Regions from separate parts of the Homo sapiens genome. Here region 2 is linked to region 1. The links are chromatin loops, found by intact Hi-C in ENCODE. Cell type or tissue: MCF 10A. All regions are shown on one strand.

The links. A loop is a pair of places that touch in the nucleus more often than their neighbours do. Peaks named below come from ENCODE experiments on the same cell type or tissue, not always from the same donor. Only the 100,000 strongest peaks of a DNase experiment are listed, where the experiment ranks them.
Region 2: it touches region 1 in a loop (6-fold over the local background); 8 of 110 quality-filtered maps call a loop at or near these places.

Annotation. Positions count from the first base shown.
Region 1 is chr1:159,888,313-159,896,312 of GRCh38, forward strand. It overlaps CFAP45 (cilia and flagella associated protein 45), which reads right to left. Exons shown (of 12, transcript NM_012337.3): 2 at 4,868-4,993; 3 at 2,168-2,310; 4 at 40-184. LOC124904434 (a long non-coding RNA gene) reads left to right here and starts at 1,900. Exons shown (of 3, transcript XR_007066678.1): 1 at 1,900-2,085; 2 at 4,035-4,189; 3 at 4,833-4,914. RefSeq lists enhancers at 1,074-2,273, 1,477-1,596. In MCF 10A, a CTCF peak has its summit at 3,451 (motif pointing left); DNase peaks (open chromatin) are centred at 1,779 and 3,439.
Region 2 is chr1:159,128,422-159,136,421 of GRCh38, forward strand. It overlaps a transcript of AIM2 not described here. Among named protein-coding and RNA genes, the nearest start is that of TRR-TCT4-1, 9.3 kb to the right of the region's middle. In MCF 10A, a CTCF peak has its summit at 4,056 (motif pointing right); a DNase peak (open chromatin) is centred at 4,070.

The sequences.
Region 1 (8,000 bases):
ACCCATCTGCAGAGGTGAAGGCTTAGGGAGGTTAACTACCATGGTGGCTTCCTTCTCCTTCTTGAAGGCCTGGTCCCTGGCCTCAAGTTCTTCTCTGGTCAGGACATGGGATGCCCATTTGATTCGCTCAAACTCCTCAGGGCTGATGATTAGGGACTCCCCGGAGGGATCCTCTGTGGGAACACTGTCACAAGAATAAACAGAGTTAGGGAGGGGAGAGGGAAAGCTCTCAGCACCACACTTCAGGCTTCTCTGCTCTCTTCCCCTCTTCCCATCATGCCAGTGGACTCCCCCAATGGCAGAAGAGACGGCAAGTGTGCCATGGGTCCACTGGGGAGTAGATGTTCCAAGTGGGGGGTCAGGTAGCATTGAAGGCTAAAAAGAGACATTTTAAGTCCTTTTTCTATTAGGTCCTGCTCATATGTTACCTTCTCTGTGCAGCTGAGACCCCCCATCATGTCCACATGTGCCCACTCTGCCCCCCCACCAAGGACCAATAGATCACCTCCTCCTCTGAGCCCACACTGCACTCTGTTCTTACTGCCTGTATCACAGCCAATTGGGCAGCTCTGTTTCCTTTATGAGCTCCTTCAGGACACAAACTCTGTCTTAACCACACTGGTAGCCTAGTCTCTGGCATAGCGCTTGGTACAGAGTGAGAATTCAAAACAAAGCTGTTGAATTAAATTTTAAAAACAGATTATTCCTCAAGGATGACATAAAAACGGCAAGGGGACGCCAGACAAGGTTGATATAGATGCTAGTTAGAAACCTAAGCTTCCCTGCCCATCCAGCCTAGAGAGAAGCTTTGAACTGTAAATATTAATTAAAATCTGTGATCAACAATAGCCAGAGACATGTCTATAGACCTCTCCTTTCTAGCTATCCAACGCATTCAACAAACCAATCGCTAATTATAATGATTACAAGCAAATGACATATATTAAAGATGGGGGAGGGAGTAGTTAGGGGGGTGGGAAGAAAGCTGCTTCTGGGTGAGGCAGGTACATGCCAATTTGACAGGTACATGCCAATAAGACACAGACATCTGAGACAGGAAGTGAAACCTCATCTAATAAAACTAATGTGTGTGTGTTGGGGGAGGGTGGTCCAGGAGATGGACAGAATGAGTGAGTAGATTTGCAGCTTAGCCAAGATCTTGTGTTTCACAAAGCAACGTGGCCCTAAACAGCCTAGGATCTGGAGTGACCAGCAGTGATCCGAATCTAAGACAGCAGTTTATACTGCTTTCAGCATCCCTGAAAAATAACCAGCCACTTGTCCTCCAACGTGTTTTCAGGACTAGATGGCTCCAAGAAGGAACCCTTCCTCCCTTCCTCTGGCTCCAGGAGTGGCTGCAGGGCTCTAGCCACATCTGGCCACTTGATGCCACGGCTGACCAGACATGCTCAGTAAGGGGCCGCAGTCCGACACAGCTCCCGGGGTGTGTGCTAGATGTGCCTCTCCAGCTTGTGACACAGGTAGGATTTTCTGGGAATTAGGGCTTTTAGTGGGTGGAGCCAGGGCAGGGAGAACGGTTGTAGAGGGTGAAGCACTAACACAAGAGTTAAACCACTGAGCACAGTGTTGGCTCATGGCACATGGTTGAGCTAGGCCTAAGTCCCACAGGATGGGCTCAAGCCTGGGGGCAGCTCTAGTCAGGAAGTGGGGTTGAGCTAATCCCAAAGGAACCCAGGGAGCCCCTGTGAATTTCTTCCTATGGCCTTAGAGTCTGGGAGGAAGCCAGGGGGCTAATTAGGCATCTGGTCAGTTTCCCTTTGCTTCAGATTCTTAATGCAGCCGAAAGGAAGTGACTCATCTGGATCACTTCCCTTTAGGGAGGGTACTAATGGGGACTTAGAGAGGACTCACTAAGCACCTCCTCTCTACCAGTCCCTTAGCTCACACAGCCAGCTAGAAGTAAGGAAGGACAATGAAGCTGAGAATAAAGGACAGTGGCAATAATAGATACAACAATGGGAGAAACAAGAGAGGCCAGGATGGAGAAGAAAGAAAGAACTATCAAACAAAAAGGGGAAAACGAATAGGAAAGAAGTGGGGATTGGACTGACAGAATGAAACCAGGTGGGTTTACCCATCTCCCTACAAAGATCCTTAGCAAAAGGATGAGGACTGGACATAGAAGGGCAGGGGACGGTGTACTCACATGAGTTCTCGGACCATGTCCCGGGTGATGAGCTGGATGGTCTCTGGCTTGCGATCCAAGCCCAAAGCAGTGAGAGTTTTTTGAAGGGTATGCTTATCTCGGAGCAGCACAATGGGGCTGTCGCTCTGGCCCTGGGCTGGGGACTATGAGTTCAGAAAGAATAGCTTAGAAGCTTGTCACCCCCACTTCCTGCTGGTCAGTCCTAACTTCAAGGATAGAGCAGCGTGATGCCCTGTATCTGAGCATGGCTGGATGTGTACCGACCAGCTTTTCTTTTCTTTTTTTTTTTTTTTTTTTGAGACAGAGTCTTGCTCTGTCACCCAGGCTGGAGTGCAGTGGCACGATCTTGGCTCACTACAACCGCCACCTCCCGGGTTCAAGCAATTCTCCTCCCTCAGCCTCCTGAGTAGCTGGGATTACAGGCGACCACCACCATGCCTGGCTAATTTTTGTATTTTTAGTAGAGTCGGGGTTTCTCCATGTTGGCCAGGCTGGTCTCAATCTCCTGACCTCAGATGATCCGCCCGCCTGGGCCTCCCAAAGTGCTGGGATTACAGGCGTGAGCCACCATGCCCAGCCCTGACCAGCTTTTCTGAAAACAAGTCTCTTGTTCTTATACAGATATTCCTCGCAGAATGGTAGGGATAACAAGGAGTGGGGGTCACTAGTGTGTGTCTATACTTAGTCTAAAATCATCAGGAATTAAAGTAAATTTCTGTTCTCTAGGTTTTCCTCTCTCCATGAAAGATTTTCCTTTATGAAAGAAGAAATAATTATCTCTCTAGGACCACACAGTGGGTTTGAAGCAATATAATTTGTTACAGACTCTTACAATCTTTGATATTGGTAATTTTAAATTCTTTCTTACGATTAAATTACTTTAACCCCCACAAAAAGCCATATTCAGGGAGTTAGAAATCGCTAAATGACCTGCAGAGGCCTACCCTTAAGATCTAAGGGTAGCTCTCTGCCAGCTCATTGAGTTGGTGGTGAGGAGGTCAGTGAGTTAGAATTCAGCAAGAACACAGACTAACTGTGTGATTTTTTCTTTTTTTCAAAATTCTCCGACCCTGAAGGAGTTAGATAACAATTAAATGAAATCACCTGTTTCAGAAAATGTCTAAACACAGGAAAGGATGTGTCATTAATGCAGCCACTGTGCTCCTGACCAGAGGCAGGGGGATGGCCCCACTTGTCCTACCTCACTTTGCACCCACAGTCCCCTGTGTGCTGCTGCCACCTGGTGCCCATCTCTGCTTTCACGTGGGCACAACTCAGTCGTGCCACAGGCCACTTCTGCCCTCTACTGCCCATTGAGAGACTTCCTGAACTCTTACCCATCAATGAGGCCAAAGAAACTGGACAAGAGACAAGCATTTTTCTGATAGCCCCCTTTTGCCAGCCAGCATGACTACTCCTGGAGAACTCAGCCAATTCCAAATCTCTCTTTGCTTTGACTAGAAAACTCCACATGTACCCAAAACAACAACAACAATACAAATGTCTGTAAGTGAAATTGCATTTTGGCCAGGTGGGGAGACTTACGCCTGTAATCCCAGCACTTTGGGAGGTCGAGGTGGGCAGATTGCTTGAGCTTAGGAGTTCAAGACCAGCATGGGGAACATGATGAAACCCTGTCTTTACAAAAAATACAAAAATTAGCCAGGTGCAGTGGTGTGCACCTGTAGTCCCAGCTACTTGGGAGGCTGAGGCAGGAGAATCACTTGAGCCTGGGAAGTGGAGGTGGCAGTGAGCCGAGACTGTACCATTGCACTCCAGCTCCAGCCTGGGTGACAGGAGTGAAACCCTATCTTTAAAAAAATAATAAAAAATAAATGCATCTGTTGATCCTTTCCCTTACCAACAGGAAAACTGCTGCAGAGTGAGAGTCTTCTAAATGGATTAAGAAGCCTATCTCAATCCCTCTGGAGAGTCCTCTTCAATTCACAATGAAGATGTTGAAGAGCAGGGACAGACATCAACACTCCTCTCCCCACCTTCCCCACTGGCAGAGGCATTCAGGTCACTACTAGTGTCTCTCTTTCTCTTTTCCCCTTCTCTTAATCTCTCACTGCCCTTCTCTCCATGTCATATTCTCTTTTTCTCCTTCCCTCTCTTCCTTCTTACCTACTAAACTCCATATGTACCAAAATCAGTCAAAGCTCTACTATCTAGCTCTCTTTATCTAGACTAAAGGAGTTGTCCACCTCTTGGTCTAGATAACACTTGCAAATAAAGACCTGCTCGTTTCCCAAAGCTAAGTAATTGTTTTAGTTGAGCAACTGGGAAAGGAGGATGGTTTTGTGTTGTACTCTGATGCTATTATCCTTGGATGGAGCGGGGAAGATGTTGCTATTGTCTGCAAGCTTAGCCCATCAGCCCTGCAATGTTTCCATCATGGAGCTCAACTGAGCAACTATTGCACTCTCTGCAGCTGAGCCTCCCTTTTGACATTATAACAGATTTTAAACACTGTGAAGACATGAGAGATTCTAGGGTGGAAGAAGCTAGGTGTCCCTGTTTACATAGGCCCCACTAGATCCCAAAGCTCTGCAGCTCAGGTCTCAGAATTCCCCTTTGTCTTCAGTCTGAGAGTTACCTACGAGAGCAAGGTTACTCAGCAGAAGCTTTGCCCTGAGCTACATTTTTGGGCCTCTGCCTGCAGGTGGCATCAACTTGAAAGGACTTGTTGAGGATTACCTTGATATCTCCAAAGAGGCTCTCATCCACCTCAGAGCTCACGGCTTTGGTCCGATAGCGAGCCTTATTCCTTGACCTGTTGGAAGCGGCAGAAGAGGAGCTCAGGATGCCAGCTGTGCTTAGTGGCTGCAGGAAGAGGCAGAAAGTTTGGGTCATCAGTACTGAGTGGCATCCAGACCCTGGGAAGTCAACAATTCACCAGCCCATGCTGGGGGAGTGGGTGGGCATGTGAAAAAGAAACAGTTAGGGAAAGCGGCTGTGTAAACTCTGAACCATAGGGGACAAGGAGCAACAGATGGAGGGCATCCCCACAGAGCAGGGAAGGGTCTCTGCAAAAAAAAGAGCTCTGCATAAAGCAGCATTTGTGTAAAACAGTTGATCTCATAGAAGTACAGAGTAGAATGGTGGTTACCAGAGGCTGAAGAGAGGAAGGGGAGGGGCATGGGGAGAGGTTGGTCAGTGAGTGCGCAGTTACAGTTAGATAGGAGGAATAAGTTCTGGTGCTCTATTGCACAGAAAGGCCACTATAGTTAATAATAATGTACTGTATATCTCAAAAGAGATACACAATATCTAGGAGAGGATTTTGAGAAATATAAATGTTATAAGATTAAATGAGATGGCAAGGTCTAGTATTTGATAGCGCAATAGAATGACTAGAGTTAACAATAATGTATATTACTATATATAAATGTATATTAATATACATGTATACAATAATATATATAAATATACATGTATACAATGTATATTAATTTACATTGTATATTTCAAACTAGCTAGAAGAGAGAATTTTGAGTGATCTCACTGCAAAGAAATGACAAGTGTTTGAGGTAATGGATATGCTAACTACCCTGATTCAATCATTACACAATGTATATACATGTATCAAAACATCACACTATACCCCATAAATGTGTACAATCATTATGTGTCAATTAAAAACAAAACTGTTTTGTTTTTTGTGGGGTTTTTTTAAGAGCATTTCTGTAGTCCCTGAAGCTGAAGGCCAAGTCGGCCACATAGTATGGAAGTAAGGATAAAGGAAGCAGGAATGGCAGGAGGAGAGAAGCAACAGTTTCTCATTATCTGCCTAGTACCAGTTTCCCAAGAGGACAATCTCTTGTGGGGCAACTTGGGCTTGCCCCCTGAGACACGCACAGTGTCCCCTTTGCCTCCAATCTTTTCAGCTTGTGCTTCAAGTCTTTCTCACAAATGACGCTACTGTTTGACCTCCTTCGTGTCTCCACAATCTTACAAGGTTATGGTGGGACCACAGGATATAAAGGATGGAAAAGTGCCTCACCCACTGCTTGGCATGTGGTTGATGCCCAATAAACTTGAGGCAGTGGGTGAATGATAAATGATTACTAGCTATAATCAAGCAAACCAGTTCATAATACCCACTATTTGGCTGTTTCTCTCCCAAGACCCTTTTAGTGTGCCTTAGTCATTTTTTAACCCCCTACTAACTTCCTATTTTGGCAAATTCCCCATCTAATGAGTTGTGGGAGATAGTGCTCTTCTCCAACTACAGAAGCTGAAAACATCAAATATTCACCTCAGCCTGGCCAAGGGACCTAGGCTTAGCCAATGAGATGGCCCTGGACTGACAATGACTAGGGAACTAGTGGACCAAAAGGCAGAACAAGGAAAACCTTTCTGACCCAAACAGAACTGGCAGCCAGACCCAGCGTCTGGGCAACACTGATAACGATACCAGCAGCGGCACCCTATGTAAGGAATTGGCAGTTTTGGGGGTGCAACAGTGCATCAGGGTCCTTGCCAGACCAGTTCTAGGTTTTGATTTTGGTCTTGGTTCCAGCTGCAGAAACTTCTTTTGTTCCTATTTGTGAGCTCTCCAAAACCCTCTTAACACATTCTCTTTTACTTAAATTGGAATTCTGGCTCTGTTGCTTGTAACTAAGAATCTGACGAACACAACCTCCATTCCCAAAGGACAGGCAGCTTCATCTCAGTCCCAAGAGTAGACGTCTATCTCTAAAAGGTAGTGTCTACAAGGACTACTGGATGACTCCAGGCTTATGATAAAGCTGATTCAAACCTCACTTTGGAGGAGCCCACATGCCCCACACCTCTCTAAACTGGGCTACCTTGAAGGAATAGGCCAGGCACATTGGGTCTCCCCAAGCCTGGGAATCAGCAGCTGATAAAGGAACAGGGTAGACAGGGAAATATACCATGCTTTCCAGGTCCCTAAGCCCTGGACAGTGTTCTGAAAGCTCTCTCTGATCTGCCATTACCAACCAGACACCCCAGCACCTGTTACTCCTGTATCAGGTTTTCACACTCGATTGGACAATTATTTTCCAGCTGTCTCTGTGCTGTACATTGAACAATGCTATATGTGCATTTCCCTCACTGCCCGGCACAGCCAGCAAAAGGCTTACACAGGGAGTCTCCCTCTACAGCGTCAGCCAGCCCCAATACTGTAGAGCAGAAAAGCTTGGATTTATTAAAAGGTAAATATAGCAGCCCCAAGGATGCCTAATAACAGCCTCTGAAGGGTTATTATATGGTAGGTGGTGAGCTACGGCTCCCCTTTCCACCAAAAATAGAATAAGAGGAAATGAATAGAAACTTCAGTAGGTGGGATTGAGGCTAAGCATTGGGAATAACTGGAAAAGGTGGATGGCTTTGGATCATGAGTTTTGTATGTAATTAAGGGAAAAGGTGCAGTGCCTGGCACATGTAGTAGGAACAATATAGCAATGTGCATTTGATGAAGAATGAATAAAACCGAACAAGGTGACCTCTCAAGGACAGGACTGCAGACCAGATTGAGATGGATACTTTTCCGGAATACAACTGCCTGACTCCAAGTCACTCCACCATTCCATGTTTTCCAGATCACGTATGTGGTCTCCACTGTGGATAATAACGTATGTGAAAGGGCTTTGGAATACAGATGGAAAGTATTATTGTTTTCCATTTGTTTTCCTGTCTGTTTTCAAGGACTCCAACAGGTTTTCCCTTGTGCTGAAGTGTCCGCCAGACTGCAGGTTCCTCCAGGGCTGAGCCTGCATCTCCTGTTTCCTATGCCCTTGGTACCCAGGTCAAGAGGAAGTCACAGCAAGGACTGCCTGAGCCAGAACAGAGGAAGAAAAACAGA
Region 2 (8,000 bases), 760 kb before region 1:
TCCAGATTTTTTTGTGTGTTTAAAGTAATAAATATTCTGTACTTGGAGAATGGCCTAGTATCGTTATAGCGAGTTCACTCAGTTACTCCCACTCTTTTGACTGCTTTTGACCAAGCCAGTAGTCCTCTATCCGACTTCTTCACCTCTATGGCCTTCCATGGAAAGCCACTTGCCAGTATCCTAACCCCCTCTGCCTTTGTCCTTCCTTCCCTCCCACACCCCCTCTTTCCAGGATCTAGATACTTTAACTCTCAGCTTCCTCAGTGTTTGCACCCGGGCTGCTAATCATTGCTAGGGAAAATCACACAACTATAAATTCATGACAATAAACTTCATCTGGTTCTCCACACTGCTCCACAAACTACATTTCCTAGTCAGCTCACTCTTCATATTTTAATAATGATACTTCAAGATTTCTTCACTCCCCTTATATGTTTGATCCCTCTACATTGGGACACATTCTCAGCAAATAACCCACATTGTTACCTCACAGAAATTATCAAGTCCACTTGTCAGAAACTCATCCAATCTCCTAACTGCAGTGGATTGAACAGTGGACCCCAAAAAGACATGCCCAGGTTTTAACATTTAAAACCTATGAATGTGACCTCATTTGTAAAAAGCATCTTGCAGATGTAATTAATGTAAGGATCTTGAGATGAGATCATTGTAGATTTAGGGCGGGCCTGGAATCCAATGGCAGGCATCCTTACAGAGAAATGCAGAGAGAGATCTGAGACACAGAAAAGATGGCCAGGTAAAGACAGAGGCAGAGTTTGGAAGTATGCAGACCCAAGCTAAGAAGCTTGTTCAGAGGAGTGAAAATCTGCTTACATCTTGACCTTGATTTTGGACTTCTGGGTTCCAAAACTTTGACAGAATAAATCTCTGTAATTTCTGAGGCACCCAGTTTGGGGAAATTTGTTATGGCATCTCTAGAAAATTCATGATGCTAACTAAGCTGACAACTGCATTTGTACCTGCTCTATCCACCTTCTCTTCAGTTACAGTACTAAGGGTTGAGTCTACAGCCAGGTTGTGAACCCAACAATAGGACACTGTGGTTAATGGTGCAAGTCTCAAGCTAGATTGACTGGGTATCAATGCTGTCTCCACCACTTACTATGTGATGTTGGTTACTCAGAGTACCATTCTATGCCTCAGTTTCCTTATCTCAAAAAAACAGGATAACAATAAAAAGTACCTCTGTAGGAGAGGCTGTGTAGGAATTAAATGGAATCATGCCCTCAGAACAGTTACTGAATAAGAGGGGAACAACTTTCATTACTACTATTATCATTATCTCTGACTGCCTCCTCAAATACTAAACTATCTATTGATTACTCCTCTCTCTTGTTCCTTCAATGTTTGTCTTTATGAGATAACTTCCATGAGCATTTAAACATTCACTACCATTCCCTGTCAAACAAACCACTCCCTAAACCACACACTTCTCCCTCCAGCTCCCATCCCATCCACTAACTCCATTTCACAACAAATGTTTTAATTGTATACACTCCTTGCTTCTCCTTCCTCACTTCTCACTCACTTGGGAACTCACTAATGTCCACTTCTGTCACTCCACTGAAGCTTCCCTTGACAACCCATGTATTACCAAATCCTAAAGGAAACGTCGGCCCTTATCAGCAACATTTGACACTATGGCTCGTGCACCCTTTTTTAAAAGCATCTGTTCATTGATTCTGGCCCCAGCCCTCCTAGTTTTCTTCCTGCCTATCTGGCCAGTCTCATTTGCTCGCTTCTACCTCCTCTGATGATTCCTTAAATGATGGGTTCCTCAGGGCTTCTTCTTAGCCATTCTTCTTTTCTTATTTTACCTTCTATGAGATATTGACCACTCCCAAGACATCAATTTACTCACAACAGACTGATCATTCCTAACTTGTATTTCTGACCTAGATTTCTCTTCACAGTTCCAGGCTCATATATCTAGCTGCCCATTAGACATATCTACTGGTACATATTTGACACCTCAAATTCAACATGTCTAAAGTGGAAATACTCATCTTCCCTGGCCTTTTTGAGAATCTACTTCCACTACCTATCCCCTTTCTCATTAAAAGGCACTTCCATTCACTCATTTGCTCAAGCCAGAAAGCCGGGAATCATCCTGGGCTCTCCTTTTCCCTTTGCCTCTTACAGCTGATTTCCACTGAGTCTTATTCATTTGATATATTAAATGACCCTCAGTTTTATCCTCTTCTCTCTCTTTCTCTCCACTTCTCTAATACAAGCCAACACCATATCACATATACCCTCAAACTGTCTCCAACCTAGCTTCCCTTCAGTCTTTCTCCAAATTCTTCTGGAATAATCTTTTCAAACTGTATTCCAAACTATAAATCTAAGCCTGGTCACCACACACACACACACACACACACACACACACACACACACACACGCACGCACTCTTCAAATCTGTCATTGGCTGGTATTTTCTCTTAGGATAAAATCCTAACTCCTTAAGAAGGTTTATCAGTTCCTCCACAATCTGGCTCTCGGCATTAGATGTCAGTCTCACAGACTGCCTGGAGTGCTTTTTTTCTCTCCTTCCTTCACAGCTTAATGCCACTTCTTCCAGGAAGCCCTGATGATCCTCCAGCTTCCAGATGTTCCATGGTGTTCTCTGTACTTCCCCTAAGAGTGAACCCTCCATAATGTGTTGGGATGACCTAATCAATGTCTGTCTTCCACACTCCAGAGCAAGCAGTTTAAGACCCAGAACCATGCCTGTCTTATTCCCAATGCATCTCCAGTGCCTCTCAAAGTTCCGGACCCACAGCAGGCACTTCATAAAGACTGGATGAGTAGATGAACTAATGCTATTTTCCTTGGGGAATGATTCGGTACACTTTATACTGTGTTTCTCTAAATTCTGTGTGTATCATGACTGAATTTGTGCATATATATATGTATATGTATACATATGTGTGTGTATACATATATAATGATCATAATTAAGAGTTTTTGAATTACAGGAGAAGTAATTAGAATAATTTATCTCTGAACTTTGTCATACAGTACATTTGAAGGAAAGAAATTATTTAATGAAAATCTAGAAATTGGGAGCAGTTTAGTAGCGTGATGCAAGGATCTTAGAGGAAAAGTTTTAAAGGACACTATACTCAGGTTAAGACAAGACTATTTAAAAAAATAATTTGTAGCAGATTAGATTCCTTAGAGATCAGCTTGGAAACTATGAAGACATATTCATTTCAGTTGGAGAACCTAGAGGAGAATAACTTGGGATAGAAAGTGGGCGGACAACAAAATCCAAATTTTAGGAGACTGTTCAATAATACTGCTCAATCTACACAGTTGGATCATCTGTACTTTAAACACCTTTAACAGATAATCTATTTCTTATTAATGGTATTTCAGATAAAAGTCTGAAATTTTATTTCTCTTCTTGAATATATAGATCATGGATGAGATTTACAGACAACACATGCATTTAAACAGGCAAGACGTGGTATTTCACCAAAAGACCAAAATCAAGTCGGGAAAGAACGTATTTTAATGTTCCTGCTTTGACCCCAAAATACAGAAAATAAAATAGTATCTGAAAAACATGAAACTCAAACTTCATGGGGGCAAATGCTGTGTGTGCAAAATCACTGACTTGCCAGGCGTGGTGGCTCACGCCTGTAATCCCAGCACTTTGGGAGGCTGAGTCAGGTGGATCAACTGAAGTCAGGAGTTCAAGACCATCCTGGCCAACATGGTGAAACTCCATCTCTACTAGAAATACCAAAAAAAAAAAAAAAAAAAAGAAAATAGCTGGGAGTGGTGGCGGGTACCTGTAATCCCAGCTACTCAGGAGGCTGAGGCAGGATAATCACTTGAACCCGGGAGGCGGAGGTTGTAGTCAGTGGAGATTGCAGTGAGCGGAGATTGCGCCATCGTACTCCAGCCTGGACAACAAGAACAAAACTCTGTCTCAAAGAAAAAAAAATGACTTTACCAAGAAAAAAGATATTTTATTTAGAGTTTGCATTGGAAAAGCTGGCTGGTGACATTGTGCAAGCCTCCCAGCAGGTGGCGCCCTGAACCAATGAATGTGAAAAAGAACGGACTCAGACACACCCACATTTCAAGAATTAAAATCATCTCTTTTGCGATATATATATTCTGACCATACATTCAGTAGATTGTGGAATCCATATACCCTTGCCCTCTGTACAACACACATATACACATGCGTGTGGACACATTCCTCCACCAGAGAATAGAGTAACACCCTGTATTATGACGGCAAACATTGGCGAGCTGGACATACAAATTAAATAGACACCTATTAATATATGTATGTGAATTGCATCTGTTTATAAGAGGCAGTCCAGTACCTCCAAATGGGTCCTTAACACCGCCTAGTAAATATTCTGCATTTCTCTGCTATATTATTATCATCCTCTCACTCTCCACAGTAACTAATCCAAATTTCTCTGTTGTTTTCAAACATCCAACACCTTCTCTTTTTCTCAGTTATTCTCTGTTCAAGACATGGCTACTTACTTTAAAAGAAGAAGGATAGCCACTGTCATCAGATGGAATTTCCTCATCTTCCAGATATCAACATGCAAATCTTCATCTAAACATCTACCTTCTTTCCTTCCAAGGGTCACGGAGGAGCTGGCCCTCCAGCTACCCACTGCTAATGCCTTCTCTGGCACTCTGATCCCCTATCACATTCCCAAAAACCTTGGCTTCTATTTATGTACTTGCTCTTGTTCTCTCTCTCTCTCTCTCTTTCTCTCTCTCTTAATGATTTCCTTCCCAATAGCTTTCACAGAAACTCAAGTATCTCCCACTAAAAAAACAATTAAGATGTGTGGAACTACAGATACAAGTTTGGTCACGAGTTGATCACTGTTGAAACTGAGTGGTGGGTAAATGAGGATTCATAATGCTATTCTCTCTCATTTTATTTATGTTGGAGAGTTACCATAACGAAAAGTTTTAAAGTAAGGGAAAAAAAGATATTTTTGTTTGACTCCTCATAGCTTCCTCACCACCCTCTCTTCATGTCTTCATGCCCACACTTCTAAAAGTTGCCTATATGCATTCTTTGTTTCCTTACCTCCCACTCCCTCTGCAACTCCCTCCATCTGCTTTTTTTACCTAACACTCCAGAGAAATTAAAACAGCTATCACCCTTGACTTCCATGTCACATAATCTAGTGGATACATTTTAGTTATCATCACTACTGACTTCTCAGCAGCATAGGATACTCAAACAAGTTTCTTCTTATATACTTCTTTCCCTGGGCTTCAGAAATTATAATATTCTGCTTTTTCTTCTACCTCTCCCCACTACTTCTCCGACTCCTCTTACTCTGTTATTAAATGCTGAAGTTCCTCTTAGCTCATTCTTAGGCCCTTTCTCTTCTCACCCTGTACTTTTTCCTATGTGATCTTATTCATACTCTTGGCATTAAATTCCACCAACATGCATATGACTTCCAAAATTAAATCAGCAGTTCAGACCTGACCTGACTCTCACCTTCATACGTGTGTGACATCTCCTCTACTATATCTCAAAAGCACCTCAAAATTAGAAGCTCCAAACTGAACTCACCATTTTCTCCCCCAAACTTGGCCTTCTTCAAGTGTTTCTGATCTTAGCGAATGGTGTGCAAACCAGAAATCTTAGAGCCTTTCTTGTCAACTCTTTCCCCTTTGTACCATTTCTAATCCATCAACAAATCCTGCATGTTTTAGCTCATAAATACTTCTAAAACCCTTTTTCTTCTATATCTACCATTACCACCACCAGCACCATTATCACCCCCTTAATCCTGGCTAATATTGCTTTTCACAACAACCTCTGGTGGTAACTTCTAATTTAGCTCAAGCATCTATCCTGGCAGCCTTCCACTCTGTCCTCTGAGCAGCAGCTGGAGTAATCTTTCCAAAATGCAAATCCAATCATGTTATTCTTTGGCTTAAAATCTTTCAGTGGTTTTCCATTGTTTTTAGGATAAGGAGAGAAAAAGCTTACAGGGAATACAAGGCCCTTTGGGGCCTTGTCTCTCCAATTTCACTTCATGCGGCCTTCTCCCTCACTCTCTATTGTGAAACCAAACTCGCTTTACAGTCCTTCATCCGGCCGAGTGCGGTGGCTCACACCTGTAATCCCATCACTTTGGGAGGCGGAGGCGGGTGGATTACCTGAGGTCAGGAGTTCAAGACCAGCCTGGACAACAGGGTGAAACCCGGTCTCTACTAAAAATACAAAAATTAGCTGGGCATGGTGGCAGATGCCTGTAATCCCAGTTACTCGGGAGGCTGAGGCAGGAGAATCACTTGAGCCCGAGAGGCGGAGGTTGCAGTGAGCTGAGATCGCGACATTGCACTCCAGCCTGGGAAACGGGGCAAGACTCTGTTGAAAAAAAGAAAGAAAGAAAAAAAGCCCTTCATGCACGGCATTCTCCCTCCCTCTACAAAAGCTTCATTTATGCTGTCTCTTTATAGAAAGCCCTTTCCTTCATTCTTTGCCTAGTTATTTCCTTATCTTTCAGATTCAAGTCAAGAGACACTTCCTGGGGGAAGCTGTCCTTGATCTTCCTGAAGAGGTCAACTCTCCCAGCCACAGAACTTCTTTGCTCCATGGATCTCTCCTTCATTTACCATTGCAGCTTTACATGTTTTTCTGTGATCACCTCTGTCTCATTTGTTCATCATTGTACCTCGCTCAGTTCTTAGCACACAGCAGGTACTATAAGCATTTGTTGAGTGAGTAAATGAATTAATGATTATTATTCATTCAACTCTGTCAGTTTTCCCTCTATTTAACCTGTCTCTAGATTACTTTCACCTTCATCTCTGAGTGGATAATCAGGGACTACCCCTCATTTTTAATATTAATATAGTTCTGTGCTTTTATAATTTATGCATGCCAGGATCCCATATGTGGGGCATGCCAGGCATCACTTTTACTCTAATATTTGGAGCCAGATTATTATTTTTGTATTTTAAAAATGCAGACATAATGAAATAGAACCCTAAATCTAGAATGTAGCATAAAGTCTACGACTTCAGAGAAATGCTGTGCTTAGTACAGGCCACTTGAGGCCCGGCTTCCTGAACCTGGAAGTAAGCCATCACTCTCCTCAGCCATTAGAGACATGCTTAAGCACAAACCTTAAAAAGCACCGTTAGAAGTTTATACATAATAGAAAATTTTTTTAAGTTTCATGCTCCCTCAAAATAATATAACTTGTTCTAAGCAGTCGGATATTTTGGATGGTACCATTTCCTTATTTAAAAGTGGTCTATAGATGTAGCAAAGGAAGACAAGTTATCAGCAATTGTTAGTGATTGCCAGAAGATGCTCCCTTCAGATTCAGGACTGAGCTGGGTCCACAGCAAGGAATTCACCCAGAAAAAGATTTGTCCTGGAATACAACAGCCAAGCCCTCGTCTCCTGTCTCTTCCCAGCTCCCCAGGCATTTGTTTTTAGTCTAATTCCATCTCTGTAGACACCAACCTGCCTTCTCAAAATAGACACACTCGCCCTCATCCCAGGCTTTAAAGCCCGGCATTGCCCCACGCAGAGAAGTCCTAACACGACCCTTTCCACGGGGACTAGAATCTGAGGATTGTTGTAGGACTTCTCTGCTCGTAGCCCTAGAGAAAAATCTAGGCCTTTTACAGTGATCACTATGGGCAGAACGTACTCTTGGAGGGTAACTACTATTTAAAATACATTATGCATGTCTTGACTTCCACTAGGACTCCGCTTGAAGAAGAAGATGGTTAGAAACATGGGCCACAGATAAAATCTCTCAAGTCCTCACGCACAGCCTCCAAGAAACTAGCTTGATCCATACAATCTGAAGGTTTAGAAAGAATAACTACAAACAAGGAGGTTAGCATTTGTGTTTGCACCTCCTATGTATCTACCTCGACAATTTTACAGCTTACCCTATTTAATTCTAGGTATTAGTTAGATCATTTACTAGATGAGAAAATCAAGG